Linked DNA regions of Mus musculus: region 2 is linked to region 1. The links are chromatin loops, found by intact Hi-C in ENCODE. Cell type or tissue: gastrocnemius. All regions are shown on one strand. Links, peaks and the distances in the headings refer to the core of each region. The heading gives the core; the rest is flanking DNA.

Evidence for each region. Hi-C counts contacts between places; a loop is a spot of excess contacts. Peaks named below come from ENCODE experiments on the same cell type or tissue, not always from the same donor. Only the 100,000 strongest peaks of a DNase experiment are listed, where the experiment ranks them.
Region 2: a loop joins it to region 1, with 2.4 times the contacts of the local background. A loop is called at or near these places in 4 of 42 quality-filtered maps.

What each region holds. Positions count from the first base shown.
Region 1 is chr8:33,861,491-33,864,296 of GRCm38, reverse strand. It overlaps Rbpms (RNA binding protein gene with multiple splicing), which reads left to right. Exons shown (of 8, transcript NM_001042674.2): 4 at 1,249-1,311. Among named protein-coding and RNA genes, the nearest start is that of Gm51528, 61 kb to the left of the region's middle. In gastrocnemius, for the core only: no CTCF peak of the experiment used is centred there; no DNase peak of the experiment used is centred there.
Region 2 is chr8:33,913,002-33,915,807 of GRCm38, reverse strand. The region is part of intron 1 of Rbpms (RNA binding protein gene with multiple splicing); the gene reads left to right. Among named protein-coding and RNA genes, the nearest start is that of Gm51528, 9.4 kb to the left of the region's middle. In gastrocnemius, for the core only: no CTCF peak of the experiment used is centred there; a DNase peak (open chromatin) is centred at 1,450; H3K4me3 peaks cover 821 bases; H3K27ac peaks cover 2,122 bases.

The sequences.
Region 1 (2,806 bases), core at 305-2,804:
GCTAATCAATCCCAATAAATGTTCTTTTGTTTCAATTAGGATTTTCTACCTATGTGTTATCAGAATTAAAGGTGAAGTTGATTGGGAATTAGTATAGGAAAATTATATATCTCTGAAATAGCCAAATGCACATATATATATATATGTATACATGGATGTTTTCCCGACTTGTGTGTACTCTCTCTTCAATAATTGTCCACAGAAGCCAGAAGAGGGCATACATCCCCAGGAATTGGAGTTACATGTTGGTGTTGGGAATCAACACCTCTCAGTGATCCCAGTCGCTGAGCCATCTCTGCAGCCCTAGTCACAATTCTTGCCAAGTTCTCTTCATGGAATATTTGCCATTTATATATGAATATTAGATGGTAAATAATCCTGCTCTCCACCAAACCTCTAAAAGCACAGCTGAAAACCAGGTGGCATAGTGGTGGTGGCACGTGCCTGTAATTCCAGCAGGTGGATCTCTGTGAGTTCAAGGCCAGCCTGGTCTACAAAGGGAGTTCCAGGATAGCCAGGACTACACAGAAAAACCCTGTCTCAAATCCAAACACACAATCAAAACAGAACAGACGAGTCGAGGTATGCAGTGTAGCAAGGACAGGCTAGAGGTGGTGATTGACAGGGTTTTTAGTGAGTTGTAACCCCTGCTGTAACAGAGGTGAGCTAGGCTGTAGGCAGCGTACCCACTGGAAGCTCTAAAAGGGGCCTGTGACTTTGAGCAGTGACCTTCCATGCCTTAGAAAGCACGGCTTGGCTCTGAGACTGAAGCTTTATTTTGTAGTCCCTGGGCTTCTCACCTCTGTGTCATTATATTCCTTGCACTTACAGTGAACCAAAACGTGATTCGCTTTCTCTTTGCATTTTAAAAGACGAAGAAGCTGAGGTACAGTGAATTTGATTGGGAAACTTAGATCTTCTCCAGCCCAGATTTCCCTCCATCCCCGTTCACTGCTGCTCACCTTCCAACCACGTCTATTTTTTTTCCTTTTTAAAACATGATTCTCTAAATTCCTGGCTTTGCCCTCCAAGAACTACACTCACCATCCCGTTGATTCACGTGAGAAATTTATTAAGCCATCATATCCTGATTCTTGGGATTGGCTTTCTCCTTTCTACCCATTGCCTGTGGTCATTTCTTTATCTTAGTTCTTCAGTTAGACACCACACTTGACCTAGAAAACAGATGTCCCTTGATTGAGGTCTTTCTTTTTTTAATCTTGATTTCTCTCTCTCTCTTTCCCTTAGCCCGTAGGCTTTGTCAGTTTTGACAGTCGCTCAGAAGCAGAGGCCGCAAAGAACGCTTTGAACGTAAGTGTGCATCAAGTGTGCATCGCTCTGATCCTTCACTCTGATTGTTCGTTTCCTTAGGTACCTTAGGTAACGGAAGCCCCGTAGATCATAGGTCTCTTGGAGTGTCACTAGGGTAGGTAGTATCAAAGCCTGGGCTGCAGCAGCCCTAACAAGCTACCCCTGGCTTCTTATTCCCTATGCGCCATTAAACAGACAGGTAATTCCGAGAAGACTGTCTTAGTCACTGTTCTGTTGCTGTGAGGACAGAGAACAGGGCAATTCCATCTTGAAGGGGAGCCCAGGAGCACACGTAAAGCTGGAGCAGCCCATGACAGCCATATCTTGATCCACAGGAAGCAGGTAGACAGAGGGTCTGGGTCTGACGTGGGCTTTTGAAACCTCAGAGACCGACTCCTAGTGACACGCCTTCTTCCGAAAAGCCACACCTTTTTTTTTTTTTTTTTAAGATTTACTGATTTCCCACCCGCTCTGCAGGTTTCCCATGTGGGTGTCCCATGAATCTGTATCTCCAACATACCCGGATCTCCAATACAATCTAGGCTTCATCTTCACAACTTTAGACAATAACTCCTGCGCCTCCATGCAGGGACACCACCGCAGATGCACACCTGGCTTCAGGGGCTTTCTTGTTGCCTTGGAGGGAAATTCCACAACCCGTTTCTTGTACCCTTGGCTCTAAAGCAGGAACCACATTGCCGAAGCTGCCAAGTTCTGCTTGTTGGGGCTGGAACATTGAGTTACGTTTGCCTCAGCTTTTCTTCATGGCTTACGCTGTTCTTTAATTTCTTCTCATAAATTTGAAGCTTTGTTGGTTGGGTGGGGCCTTGCACTGAGGTCACTCTTTTGACCCCATTTGTGGCAGGCTTTCCTTTCCGCTTGCTCTCCTAAGCACTGGACATGGCTCCATCACATGCATGGTCCTCCTGTTCTCCTCAAGCTTCACGCTTGTCTATTTCTCATTGTTCAGTTTGTTCCTTTTCCTTATAGATCTGCAAAAGAGGTATTGCTAATAACCACATAACATAGCCAATAGCAGACCCTCCTGGAATTATTAATGCCATTAATCTCAATATATACCATCAAGAAGATTGTTTTTTGAAACTTTTTAAAAGCTTTATTTTCTGTCTTTAGATACACCAGAAAAGGGCATCAGATCCCATTGCAGATGGTTGTGAGCCACCATGTGGTTGCTGGGAATTGAACTCAGGACCTCTGGAGTCGTTAACTGCTAAGCCATCTCTCCAGCCCCATCATCAGAAAGATTTTTTTAATAAAAATAGGTAGCCACATTCTTTGCCAAAATTCCACAACAGTGTTGTCTGAGTCCTTTACTAATATTCTTCCTCTCTGAAACCTCTCTAGCTGGGCTCCCACATCACTGTCCTCCATGTTCCAAATATGCTGACCCATTAGCTCCCCTACCCCACTTCCCCCTCTGCTTTTTTTAGTCTAAAGTCCCCAAGTTTACCTACATTCCTCCAATAAACAGTGT
Region 2 (2,806 bases), core at 79-2,578, 52 kb before region 1:
AGAATGTGGGGTATAAACAGAATGGGAATGCAGAGGAAAGAGGTTTTGCTGGGTATGCTGGCTCGGGAGACACAGCCCAGCAGTAAGGAGGCTGAGGCAGGAGGTTTGCAGGAGAGTGAGTGACACCTTGTCTGTGCATAAATAAAAGCAGATCTTTTTCCTTCGTCTAGACTGTCTGTCCCACAGTGGGAGGTGTCTTTAAGCCAACAACAAAACAGTTTTAATCAGCGGATTTCAGATATTAGACGCACAATGAAGAAGTGTCCACACCCAATGTTTGAATGTTACCCCCTCTATATTACTGACTAAGTAGTTAGGTCTTATCAGGATTTTTTCCCCCCTTACAAATTTTTGCTGACTTGCAGTAATAAACTTCCCAGTGCATCTTTTTTAAAAAAGATATTTATTCATTTTTTGTATATGAGTACAGTGTAGCTGCCTTTATACACACCAGAAAAGGGAATTGTATGAATTACAGATGGTTATGGGCTACCATGTGGTTGCTGGAGTTGAACTCAGGACCTCTGGAAGAGCTGTCAGTGCTCTTAACCTGAGACATCTCTCCAGCCCCTCCTCCTACATCTTTTTAAGGAGTAGAAATCTCATTTAATAACTAGAAACACACTCCCTCCCCCCAAAGTAGATTTGTGGTTTTCTTCTAGTTTTCAGCTGAAAAGGACAAATATCTTTGTGAAGCACTTTTTTTTAGGGTTCTTTGTTTTCTTTTTAAGTGCTACATCCAGAAGGCTAGCTGATAAATGTTTTGTGCACAGCCCCTGTGTGGGGGTGGAGGGATGTAGAGTATTTACACCCAGGCATCAAGCAGTGAACTTGATGCAGAGATAAGGTTAAAGCAGCCATTCAGTCCCCAGTTCTAAAGGGTTTTATTTGTATGCTAAATGTGCTGGGAACCTCTGTATTTTAGATGTGAGACCGACCCAGCTGTTAAAAGAACCCAAACATTGGAATTCAGCTAATAGGGGAAAGTTATTCATAATGAAAAACCCGGTATCTAAAATATTGATATATTTCTGTCGTTTTCTTATTGTTCTTTTGTTTGTTCCTTCCTTGAGATCCGGTTTCCCTGTGTCCTGTCCTGGAACTTGTTTTGTAGACCAGGCTGGCCTTGAATTCAGAGATCTGCCGTCTGGGTGCTGGGATCAAAGGCGGGCTTAACGCTCATCTTTTCTGTTCCCGTTTTTTTTTTTTTTTTTTTTTAATGTTGTGTGAGGGATTGATTAAAAAAGCAGGCGTTCATCCCATCAAACTGTAACCCCCGCGATAGGATTTCTCCACCCACAAAATAGCCAATTCAAGCTGAATTGAAAGTACCTAAAGGGAGGGTTCCCGCTGATCTCCCAGCATGAGGTCAGAGAAGTTCCTGTCGGATTGGGAGACAGAAAAGGCCGGAGGCGCTAGGAGATGGGGAGTGGAGACCCGCCCAAATGTCTGGAGAGTCTTGAAGAGCCTCTGGGGGAGAGGAAGCCTATCCCTGGATTGGGAAGTTCTGGGTAGAGGGCGGGGTATGGCCAGCCACGCCCTGGAACAGGTGGGGACTGAGGGATGCTGGGAGAACCCGGAAGCCCGATAAGCATCTCCTCACTTGTCCGGGGTCTGAAACCCAGCACCCAGGCCTTAGTACTTTTTAAAAACTGTTAGGTAGGGCACGTTGTAAGCGAGGACGCAGCAAAACCGTCAAACCAGACCACTCCGGGGTAGAAAGAAAAGTTTATTGCAAATAAACCTGCAAACTGGCAAGACTGGAGGGAGGGGCAACGGAAGAGGAATATGGTGGAAAAGCTAGCAGATTTTATATGGCGGTCACAGGGCCAGCATCTTTGAGCTGTTCAGATTGACCCAGAACTAGATGCCTTTGCCCAGGGTACTTGACCTTTGGGGTGGATGAAGGGCAGAGTTTCCTGGTGAACAAAAACTCACCTTTAGGGTCGTTTGCCTGGTAACAGTTTTTCAGTTTATTGGGCCTAAAGCAGCGTGACCATCACTGCCATTTTGGAGTGCTCCATTGGACCTAACAGAAGTGTGTCTGTTGACATTTGATCCTCGTCCTGCATCCACCCAGCTGATTGTGAGTCTTAAAAAGAAGACAGATTTTCAGAGGAGGAAGAATTGAAGTGGTTACAACTTGGGGCTATGCAGTGAGCCTCTAATTTCTGCAGAGAAGTCAGCGTTTGTTCTTGTTTTGTTTTGGCGCGCTTGACCACTGGGCTCTCCGTCCATAATGTTTTAACCATTAACTGTCCTCCCAACTGTTTGTTCCTGAAAATCCTGGCTTGTAGTCAAAAACTGGATTAGCTGGGAAGAAGAGCCCCAACAGGACAGGACTGGCTGTGGCCATTTCTTGATTAATGGTTGACCTGGGAGGGCCTGGACCACTGGGGACCTTCCAGCAGGTAGTCCTGGCTGGTATTAGAAATTGAGGCTGAAAAAGCAGGGGTTGGGGGTGGGGTGGGGTAGGGATGGGGGATGGGAGGCAAGTCAATAATCAGCCTGCCTCCAGGGTTCTACCTGAATTTCAGCCCCCCACCGACCAGCCTTCCTTTCTGACTAAAGCTATGCTCTAACCCTTTGCTCCTCAGGTTGTTTTAGGTCTGGTGTTCTATTACAGCCGGAGAAATCTGGCTAACAAAGGTTGCCTGTGCCTTTTGTAATACCATGGGTCACTGTTGGACAGAGCTGAGTCATCTGTTGACTTTGATGTGAAAAAAAGAGCACTTTCTGCATAGACTGGGGAAGGCTGGGAGGAGCACTCTCTGCATAGACAGGGGAAGGCTGGGAGGAGCACTTT